Linked DNA regions of Homo sapiens: region 1 is linked to region 2. A link is a contact called in ENCODE Hi-C or POLR2A ChIA-PET data. All regions are on one chromosome and are shown on one strand. The core of a region is the stretch at or near the end of the contact, and the rest is flanking DNA. Distances in the headings are between cores, read along the strand shown. Region 1 has its middle 23 kb from the start of MIR5580. Region 2 overlaps LOC107984676 (a long non-coding RNA gene).

Evidence for each region. Hi-C counts contacts between places; a loop is a spot of excess contacts on that map. ChIA-PET counts read pairs that join two places held with the same protein, here RNA polymerase II (POLR2A). Pooled maps may share reads with other maps.
Region 1: a map of endothelial cell of umbilical vein shows a loop between it and region 2 (2.8-fold over the local background). The contact joins two enhancer-like sites. A Hi-C loop is called at or near these places in 4 of 168 maps with a recorded cell type or tissue (Caco-2, astrocyte of the cerebellum, endothelial cell of umbilical vein and 1 more) and 5 of 50 pooled maps. POLR2A ChIA-PET finds 5 or more read pairs at or near these places in 4 of 52 experiments (AG04450, PC-9, activated CD4-positive, alpha-beta T cell and 1 more).

Annotation. Positions count from the first base shown.
Region 1 is chr14:53,922,925-53,927,458 of GRCh38, reverse strand. No RefSeq gene overlaps it. Among named protein-coding and RNA genes, the nearest start is that of MIR5580, 23 kb to the left of the region's middle. Within about 2 kb of position 2,503, at least 2 of the 41 ENCODE cell types and tissues checked have a DNase peak (open chromatin) inside an H3K27ac peak, as active enhancers do; they include endothelial cell of umbilical vein, where a contact is called at or near this core.
Region 2 is chr14:53,885,433-53,890,523 of GRCh38, reverse strand. The region is part of intron 2 of LOC107984676 (a long non-coding RNA gene); the gene reads left to right. Among named protein-coding and RNA genes, the nearest start is that of LINC02331, 37 kb to the right of the region's middle. Within about 2 kb of position 1,328, at least 5 of the 41 ENCODE cell types and tissues checked have a DNase peak (open chromatin) inside an H3K27ac peak, as active enhancers do; they include endothelial cell of umbilical vein, where a contact is called at or near this core.

The sequences.
Region 1 (4,534 bases), core at 1,254-3,753, 36 kb before region 2:
TTTTTACAACAACAACAACAAAAAAGCAATTTCGGATGACTCAACCTAATACTTATCAACTCTGTTTACTTTTCCCTATTCCAATGATGACATGTTGGTCCAAACACTCATTCTTGGGATGGCTGAAATGCCTTTTGTACTGGGCCCTCTGCATCTGCCGTTGGCCCCCTTCTTCCACTATTTAACTGTCTTCAGCATGATTTCTTAAAACATGCGGCCCTAATTACATCATCCTTTCATTTATAACCATTCAGTGGGCTCTCAATGCACTTGGCATAGTCTAAAATTCTTAAATGGCTTGGAAGCCCCTGTATCATCTGGTCCCTTTTTTCCTCTGCTGCTTTATTCTAAGCAGTATTTTTTTCTTCCACTTTCTTCTATGGCCAAATCTCACTGGGCTTCTTTAGGGTCCTTCTGGTTTCAGAGACTTTGTACAGGCAATTTCCTTGGCCTGGTACACCCTTGATCAAATTTTTGTTTGGGATACTTCTTGCAAATCCCTTTTATCTCAGCCTAAGCATCACTTTTTCTGGGACACTTTGCCTGATGCTCCCCTATTGTGGTTGAGGGCCCCTATTATGTAGCCTGAAACTGTAGTCCTAATTTCTCTTGTTATTCATTATGTAAATAATTCATTATTATTCTGCAATTGTTTATGCAATAACTGTTTCTCTGTGAGACTACACCTCCATGAAAGCAGGGACTACATTCCTGCTTATTTTCCCCTGTGCTTCCAACTTTTAGCACGGTGCCTTAAATTTGGTAAGCTTTCAATGTACATGTATTGAATGCATAAATAAGATGGGAGTTAAAAAACAAATATCAGAAAGTATTTTGAAACATCACAAGTGGAAGCTTGAACAAAGCACAGTGGATATTGAAAGAAAGAGAGAGAGAGAAATTATCCTGTTTTTTTGTTTTTACAGACAGCTCCTCTGTCACCCAGGCTGGAATGCAATGGCATGATCATAGTTCACTACAGCCTCAAACTCTTGGACTCAAGCGATTCTTCCACCTCCACTTCCCAAGTGGCTAGGTCTACACGTGTATGCCACCATGCCAGGCTAATTTATTAATTTAATTTAATTTAATAATAATTTTTGAGACAGAGTCTCACTCTTTCACTCAAGCTGGAGAGCAGTGACACTATCATGGCTCACTGCAGCTTTGACCTCCTGGACTCAGGTGATCCTCCTACCTCAGCGTCCCTAGTAGCTGGAACTATAGGTGCATACCACCATGCCTGGCTAATTTTTATATTTTTGTAGAGACAAGGTTTTGCCCTGTTGCCCAGGCTGGTCTTGAACTCCTGGGCTCAAGTCATCCTCCCACCTCAGTCTCCCAAAATGATGAGATTACAGTTGTGAGTTGCTATGCTGCCTAATTTGTGTGTGTGTGTGTGTGTGTGTGGTGTCAGGGTCTCTAGGCTGGTCTCAAACTTTTGGCCTCAAGCAGTCCTGCTGCCTTGGCCTCCCAAAGTGCTGGAGTTACAGGCATGAGCCACTGAGCTGGGCCCTGGTTTTTTAATTGACAATTTTACACAGAAAGTGATATTTGTGTTGGCAGTTCACAGATGGTGCAGTTTTCCATGGATGGGAAGTGGCATTCTAGGCAGTGGGAAAAACAGGAGCAAAGGCATAAAGGTAGAATAAATAGAGTAAGCTTGAGGAATAACCAATGATCCAATCGGCTTGAGGGTAAGGCATTTACTGGGGAGGTCATATATGTTCTTGAGAAATAGAAGAAGGAAGAGCAGAGCAGGGAGAACCTATGGAGTTTAAACTTGAAATTTCCAGCCATGATCCAAGCAGTGTTCTGAGAAAACTGATCTGGCCTTGGTGTGCAATGAAAGCTTTGGCACCAAAAAACTAGCTAGGAAGATTGCAGTAACCTTTGGGAATGATAATGAGAGCCAGAGCTTGGGTTGTTGCAATGGGAATGCAAGAAAAAATGGACTTGAGGGTAAGATTACAGAAGTAGCACTGCTGAAAGTTTGATGACCGATTCCAGGACAGCAACAGAAAGAGACCAGACCACGACGACTATTAGGTCCAAACACTAAAAGAAACACAACGCCTTGGCAAACAACGTCAGAATAGCCACCATTAGAATCTAAGGGAGAATTAACGATTGCATCAAGTGTCCATTCTGCAACAGCTGCAAGAGTTCATTCATTAGGCAAATACATGCACCCAGATTCCCTGCTTTCTGTCCAGTGTGCATTCTGCTGGCACCTACCTATGAGTAAGTAGTTGAGGTGATTTGTAAGCTAAGCTGAATTTTAGACTGGTGATTTTTTAAATGTAGTTTTTTTTGTTGTTGTTTTTTTGCATTTTTTTTTTATTCTTTTCTTTTCCCAGGCAATTCTTATGGTTCAATCCACTTCACAGGTATGCCTCAGGCTTCCAAATGACTATTTCACATTTGCTATGTAAACTAGTGACTCAATATGTTGCTTTAGAACCAGATACGTGTGGTTTTGCTTCACTTGAGGAATTCAGTAGAGAACATACTTCGTGTCAGCAGAAACCCTCGTAAATCTACATAGAGAAGGACATGAGTAAAACTTCCTTTTATAATCACGTGGCTGCATGGAATTTGTTTCCTTTTCTTTGTGGAGAAGCACTGGAGTTTTCTCTAAGACCTCAGAAAAAAGCTTATTTGTGCTTGTGAACTGATTTTGAGAAGGGACACCATTGTCATATTTATCTTGAATTTGCTCTTCAAGATTAGAAAATAATTGAAAAAGAAAGTAAAATTCTAGGGGTTGTTATTGCATTTTGTATATGAGATGTATGCATTTTCCCTCTAGACAGGTACTCTGGGGAAGCTGGCCAGGGAAAACAAATAAGACGACATGGCCTTACACAGTTTCTCCTGCACAATGGCTGAGCTTCTGTATCTGGCCCTAGGTATGTAAGCTATGTGTCCTGAGATAGGAAGCCTTCCAGAGCACAAAAATGTGGACAGAAGAGTTAGGGAAGATATATAGATAGATATGTATGTATGTATGTATCTAGATACATATCTATATATATATGTGTGTGTGTGTGTATATATATAATGGTGAAAGAACATTTATACCATTACAATTTCATCTTGGATAGAGATTAAGGTTTGAAAAAATTTCTACAAATAGCATCTCCTGGCTATGTAGGTTTTGGCTCAGAGAAATTGGGGTTGGTGAGATTAAGTGAAAGGAGATAAATATTAAGGGAAAGTTTTCAGATGGAAGGGTTTCTGCTGAAGCCACCTGCCCAGTTTGCCATAATGGACTCAGTGGCCTGGCAGAACCTTTATTTGAATACTTTGGTTGGATTGATGACCTTTTGTGGCTTTTGTGGTATGGAAAAAACACATAATTTATATTTTTCTGAGTGGAGTGCCATAGGTTTCTCTACAGAGTCCTTGGCATCCTATTGTCTCATGGTCATTATAAGTTAACCTGGGGAGATTGTTGGACATACATGATATTTGAAACAAATTTAGAACTTTTAATGTTCACTTTATGTATGCTACATTATAAAATTTTCCTAAGAAGATAATATATTATTGGTCTATATTTATACTTCAAATACAAAGCATTTAATAGTGTCACAAGGGTACGTAGTTAGTATTTTCATAGTCTTTAAAAACATGTTTTATTTCTGGCCTGAATAACACTATTCCTTGTGTGTGCATGTGTGTGTGCTTGTGCACACCCTTACGTCTGAAATTTGTTGTATTTTGGGTGACTTTAGAAGACTTTTGAGACCACTCGTCATGCCTAGTGATCAATGCATGGGGACTGCATATCCCAGAGTACACAGATCTTGGAATTGAGGTTGCCACCTTTGGGTTAAGAGTAGCCTGGTGTTCCATTCCCCATGGCCAAGTATTTTAATATGTTTTACGGTGAGTACAACTAGAAAACATTGCCTATTTAATTTATAGCTGACACTTTCTTGGAAAGGAAAGCTACAAGTGAACATGTGAGATCAGAATTAGACTTCAGAGTCATTTTGATAGGAGCTGCAGAATTAGCAGAGCAAAACTTTGTTCTATGGCAAATGCATCCCCAGGTTGTCAGAGCATTCCCTCTGTTTCCTGCTTTAACTCAAACCTGGCTGCTCCCCAGGCTTCCTTCTGCTGGGGGCCTTCCCAATGCAGGCTGCTTGCCCAGGTTTCTGTTCACTTCCCACTTGTCCTTACACAGTCGTGAAAAGCCCCGTTCCTCTGAGGTCATCTCTATCCGTCGCTGTTTTCTACTGACCTCCGTCTTCTGATCACTCTTCTCTCACTTTCTACTGACCACTGATGGCTTTGGCATGCTCCTTTTTCATTCTTCAACAAATATTTGTTCTTCTCCTTTTTCCCTATCATGATTAAAAAGATGGGCTGGGCGTGGTGGCTCACGCCTGTAACCCCAGCTACTCGGGAGGCTGAAGTACAAGAATCACTGAAACCAGGGAGGCAGAGGTTGCAGTGAGCCGAGATTGTGCCACTGCACTCAAACCTGGGCAACAGAGTGAGACCCTGTCTCAAAAAAACAAAA
Region 2 (5,091 bases), core at 79-2,578:
GCCAGTTCCAACCCTTCTCCCTTCCTGCTCTCTTCTCCCAACTAAATCTAAGCAGTTCTTGACGGCAATAACTTCGCTTTTTAAAGGCCTGTTTATGAAGCCAGGACTTGGAGTTGGGAGGAGAGAGGGTCCTCCCTAGCTTCTGTTAGCCTCAGTTTCATCTTCTGAAAATAATCCACTTAGACTAGAGGATCTCCAAAGTCCCTGTAGCTTTGGTCTACTTTTTTTAAAACACAGCATTAATTCTGTTTCCCTATTTCCAAAGATGCTCAAACTTCTTTAGAAAGCCCATTTTACCATCTTTAGTTTGTATGTTCTTCTTTTACTCCTTGCAGGAATAGCAGGCTCTGGATTCAGACTACATGGGATGAAATTCTTGCATCACGAATTACTACCTATGAGATCTTAAGCCAGTTTCTTAAACTTTCTAAGCTTCAGTTTCCTCATCTGAAGAGAAAAGGAACAGCAATAATGGTTATGTATATTTCCCAGGCTTGCTGTGAAAATTACAGGAGAAAATCCATATGCAACACCTTGTGTTCTTTCCTTTTCTTCTTCCCCTTCCCTCCTCCTCTTTTTCTCTTCTCCTTCCTCCCCAACCTTCCTTGCCTCCTCTCTACTCTGCCCACCACCTCCCTTTCCCACCACTTTCCTCACTTCTTTCTCTTTCTCTCATACTCTGTTGTACAGCTTGGGTACAACAGACTCTAGAAGAGGTCAGTAGCCAGATCTTGGGTAGGAATATTTTCCCTTCCACTTCCTCTACCTCCCACCATGGCCTGTGAGACAAGCCCAGAGGCCCCATGTACACAATACAAGTACACTTTGCCAGGTTCCCCAGGTAGCAGAAGAGGACCCCAAATGAATGGAGCTGCATGGAACAGGTGAGATGCATTCTGCTTGCACTGTCTTTCAGAAAGGATACAAGGACATTCTGGGGTGAAGCAATGCCCACATTTTAATTTAGGAAGTTCCTATAAACCTTCACATTCTCAGATTCATTAGGTTCTTAGAATGGTCTCCCTTTTGGAGCTACGACCACCACCATTACTGAGGGAAAGATGGGGTGGTGGGGAGGAAGAAATTGGAGACAAAATGGGAGAGGAAGGAAAAAAAAGTTAGTATAAGTAGGTGGTTGGCATATTTTGAGCTGGTTTGTTAAGAAGGTTGTAGTTGAGTTTTAGAAAAGGGGGTTACTTTTTTTTTTTAAACACACACACACACACACACACACACACACACCACCTATTATATCCTGAAACACTGATGCTAAGAGCTGTAAAAGTAGAACTCCACCTACAGAAGAGGGAAGCACATGACCAGGATCTCAGATAGGGATGGCAATTAGCCTGCACCCCAAGCACCTGCTCCTACCAAATGGTAGTGATTGCTTAGGATACTGAATTGAGAAAAATTTGGAGGCACACCTAGAATCAGGGGAGAAAAGTGCTACAATTTCTTATCAATGTCATCGACAAGGAGTGATGGGTCTATATGGAGCATATATTTGCCAGTTCCAGATTCAGATACACCATGATGACATCCCTTTCTCAAGCAGGAAGCAAAATCACCTAAGACTGCTCCAAGTTTAATGGGGCATGCCAAAAGAGGAGGAAGATAGGAGAATTCATTTCTTGGGATGTGATGGGGGATGAAATAGGGAAGCCAGGGTGGAGAAAACAGGACTGCTGAAGTGAACAGGGGAGGAAAAAGAAATTGTTGCCTAAGGGGGTATAAAATATCCACGAACATTAACTGTTTATGAGATGAAGTCATATGAAACAGTATTTTCACAAAAGTCTCTCCTTGCACCTGTTAATGTTTAACCTCTGCTGGGGTGAAGTCCAGCTGGACATATCTGCTGAGTGTAAATGGTTTTCTGGGTTTCCCATATGCTGTTTCTGTCTTAAGCTATTGATATTTGAAAGAAAAGAAAAAAAAAACCAACTTAACCCAAGTGTATGGAAGAAGCCGTGCTGTCTTTAATTCCCTTGATGAAAAGTTCTGTCTTTTAGATAAATTTGACTGTAACAAAGGCTCTAAAAGCTCTCCCTTGCCCTGAAGATTGTTGCTTACAGAGATGATAAATTAAATCTAAGGAATAATGCAAAATTTGATCATAGCCACTCATCACAAACTCAAATTTGAATTGTCCCTATGTCTTCCTGGCACTTTAGTTCTTTGGTATAAATTAGAATGTGTTCGCAAAGGTTTTCGTTTTTGAAAAAAATAATATGTTTTTTTAATGACAGCCAATACTTTCTTTTCTTTTTTTTTAAATTATTATTATACTTTAAGTTCTAGGGTACATGTGCACAATGTGCAGGTTTGTTACGTATATATACATGTGCCATGTTGGTGTGCTGCACCCGTTAACTCATCATTTACATTACGTATATCTCCTAATGCTGTCCCTCCCCCCTCCCCCCACCGCACAACAGGCCCTGGTGTGTGATGTTCCCCACCCTGTGTCCATGTGTTCTCACTGTTCAATTCCCACCTATGAGTGAGAACATGCGGTGTTTGGTTTTCTGTCCTTGTGACAGTTTGCTCAGAATGATGGTTTCTAGCTTCATCCATGTCCCTACAAAGGACATGAACTCATCCTTTTTATGGCTGCATAGTATTCCATGGTGTATATGTGCCACATTTTCTTAATCCAGTCTATCATTGATGGACATTTGGGTTGGTTCCAAGTCTTTGCTATTGTGAATAGTGCCACAATAAACATACGTGTGCATGTGTCTTTATAGCAGCATGATTTATAATCCTTTGGGTATACGCCCAGTAATGGGATGGACAGCCAGTATTTTCTTATTAAGCTCAAACCTCCAAGTGTAATCATAGTACATTTGATGTAGATATGGTGGTTTTGTGTGTGTCTCAATTTGGCAGTTATAAATTCATCACTGTCTGAAGTAGCACAATGAGGCCAGTGTAAGGAATCCTTTGTTAAGGTTTGTTTTCTTCTTTCTGTAATGCCTCCTACATTGAACTGAACACCCGTTCCTGTTGATTTTACCTTTTTTTTTTTTTTTTTTTTTTTTTTTTTTTTGAGACAGAGTTTTGCTCTTTTTACCCAGGCTGGAGTGCAATGGCACAATCTCGGCTCACAGCAACCTCCGCCTCCTGGGTTCAAGCGATTCTCCTGCCTCAGCCTCCCGAGTAGCTGGGATTACAGGCATTCACCACCACGCCCAGCTAATTTTGTGTTTTTAGTAGAGAAGGGGTTTCTCTATGTTGGTCAGGCTGGTCTCGAGCTCCTGACCTCAGGTGACCTGTGGCCTCCCAAAGTGCTGCGATTACAGGCATGACTCAGGGAGGCCGGCTGATTTTACCTTCTAATGTCTTTTCTGTGCTTAGTCCCTAGCTTCTAATAGATCCCTCTTCTCTGTACTTATCCAATCCCTCCTTACTTTTTAAGTCTATTTGCCAAACTCCTGCCATAATAATCTTGTTCCTCTTTTGTTTAAAACTGTCCAGCAGTTTTCATCACCTAGAGGATAAAGTCCATTCAAGACTTTCCATGCTTAGTCTACCTCCCTAGACCCATCTTTTCCCTCCCCATGCCCTGTAGTCTAAGCTCTTGGCACACCAGCTCTCTTAGAGTGTCTCTTCATTCTCTCGTGATTATCACCTCCATGTTTCTCTGCATACTGTTTCCTCTCCCCTTCATCTTTTTGTACACCAGATAAACTCTTACGCTTTGAGACCCAGCCCAAGCATTATCTCTATCGCTAAGCCATTATTTCCACTTTCATCTCGTTTTTGCTTCTGTGCTAGCTTGGGTGGGATCTACAGACTATTTTCTAGTACAACCAGAAAGGTTGTGAAATAATATAATATTTTCACAGGCCCTGGAGTGCCAGCCTCAGGGACTTCCCTCCAGAACCTCCCAATGATTCAGCAATTAAAGGGTTATCACCTGCAATAGCAGGAGGCTTCCTAAACCCTTTTTGAGCACTTTGGCCACTGTCCATTTAGGTTCAATGGTTAATATTTTCAGTTTTCCCCTTGTTTACATTATGTTCCCACTCTTTGCAAGATTATCTGTTGCATTTCTCACTCTTCTGTCTCTCCTAAATTGTAGCTTCTCTGAAGGCAAGGATACGGTCTTTCTTTATCAACTCAGAATTCCCAGCACCCAGCCCAGAACCTGAAATAAAGTAGATGCTTAATAAATGTTGAATGAGAATGAGACAGTCTCTTGGGCTGGGGACAGGACACCAAAGAAATGATGCTGAAGAGATGATACTGACTTCTGATTGGCTCTGCACCTCTCCATACTGGTAGCAGTGGTTCTCAGTGGGGTGATTTGGTCCCACCAGGGCACATTTGGCAATGTCTAGAGACAATTTTGTTTGTCACAGTGAGGGGGTGGAGTGGGATGAGGGTTGAGGATCGAGGTGATAATGACACCTGAGGGGTAGGGGACAGCAATGCTGCTAAACACGTTACAATGCGTAGGACAGCCCCTAGAGCAGAGAATGATCTAGTCCAAAATGCCTTACAACCTTGGCAGAAGTCTCCTTTCCTCTGTACTCCCCGACATGGGGGTCCCATCCTCTTCTTGGTCAATGCCTTTTTCTTTCCACTTTTCCCCATTCCATGGTTCTAGTGAGTGTGCACACGGGAACAGAAGAAGAGTAATTCCTTTATTTTTGTCTCTCCACTTTTCCGTTCCTTTGCTGCCTTGGGGAGTCCCCCTATACCTGATTTCTGCCAGTTTCCTGACAAAGTTGAGGTTTCTCTATTTATATCCCTAAAAGTGAAGCTTTTCAAATATGTAAGATCTGAGGTTCACTGGCACAATATGGCATACTTAAGACAGGATTGAGGTCCGAGAGGGAGTCGTGAAAGAAAAAGAGGACACAGAGTCTGGATATTTGACTGTGTTTAAAAGACATCAAGGCACCCAGTGGAACATGGCAAAAAGGAGCTGCCAGTCAGTTTTGTTTATGTGGAACAAGCCAATTGTTTCCTCCCATGTGAGTGGCTGGTTTTGTTTTATCTTTATGTAGCTGCTATTCCTCCTTTTCCCCCACAGACCAACTAGAAGTCATTCTTTTTGTGATCTTTGTTTTTTTTTTC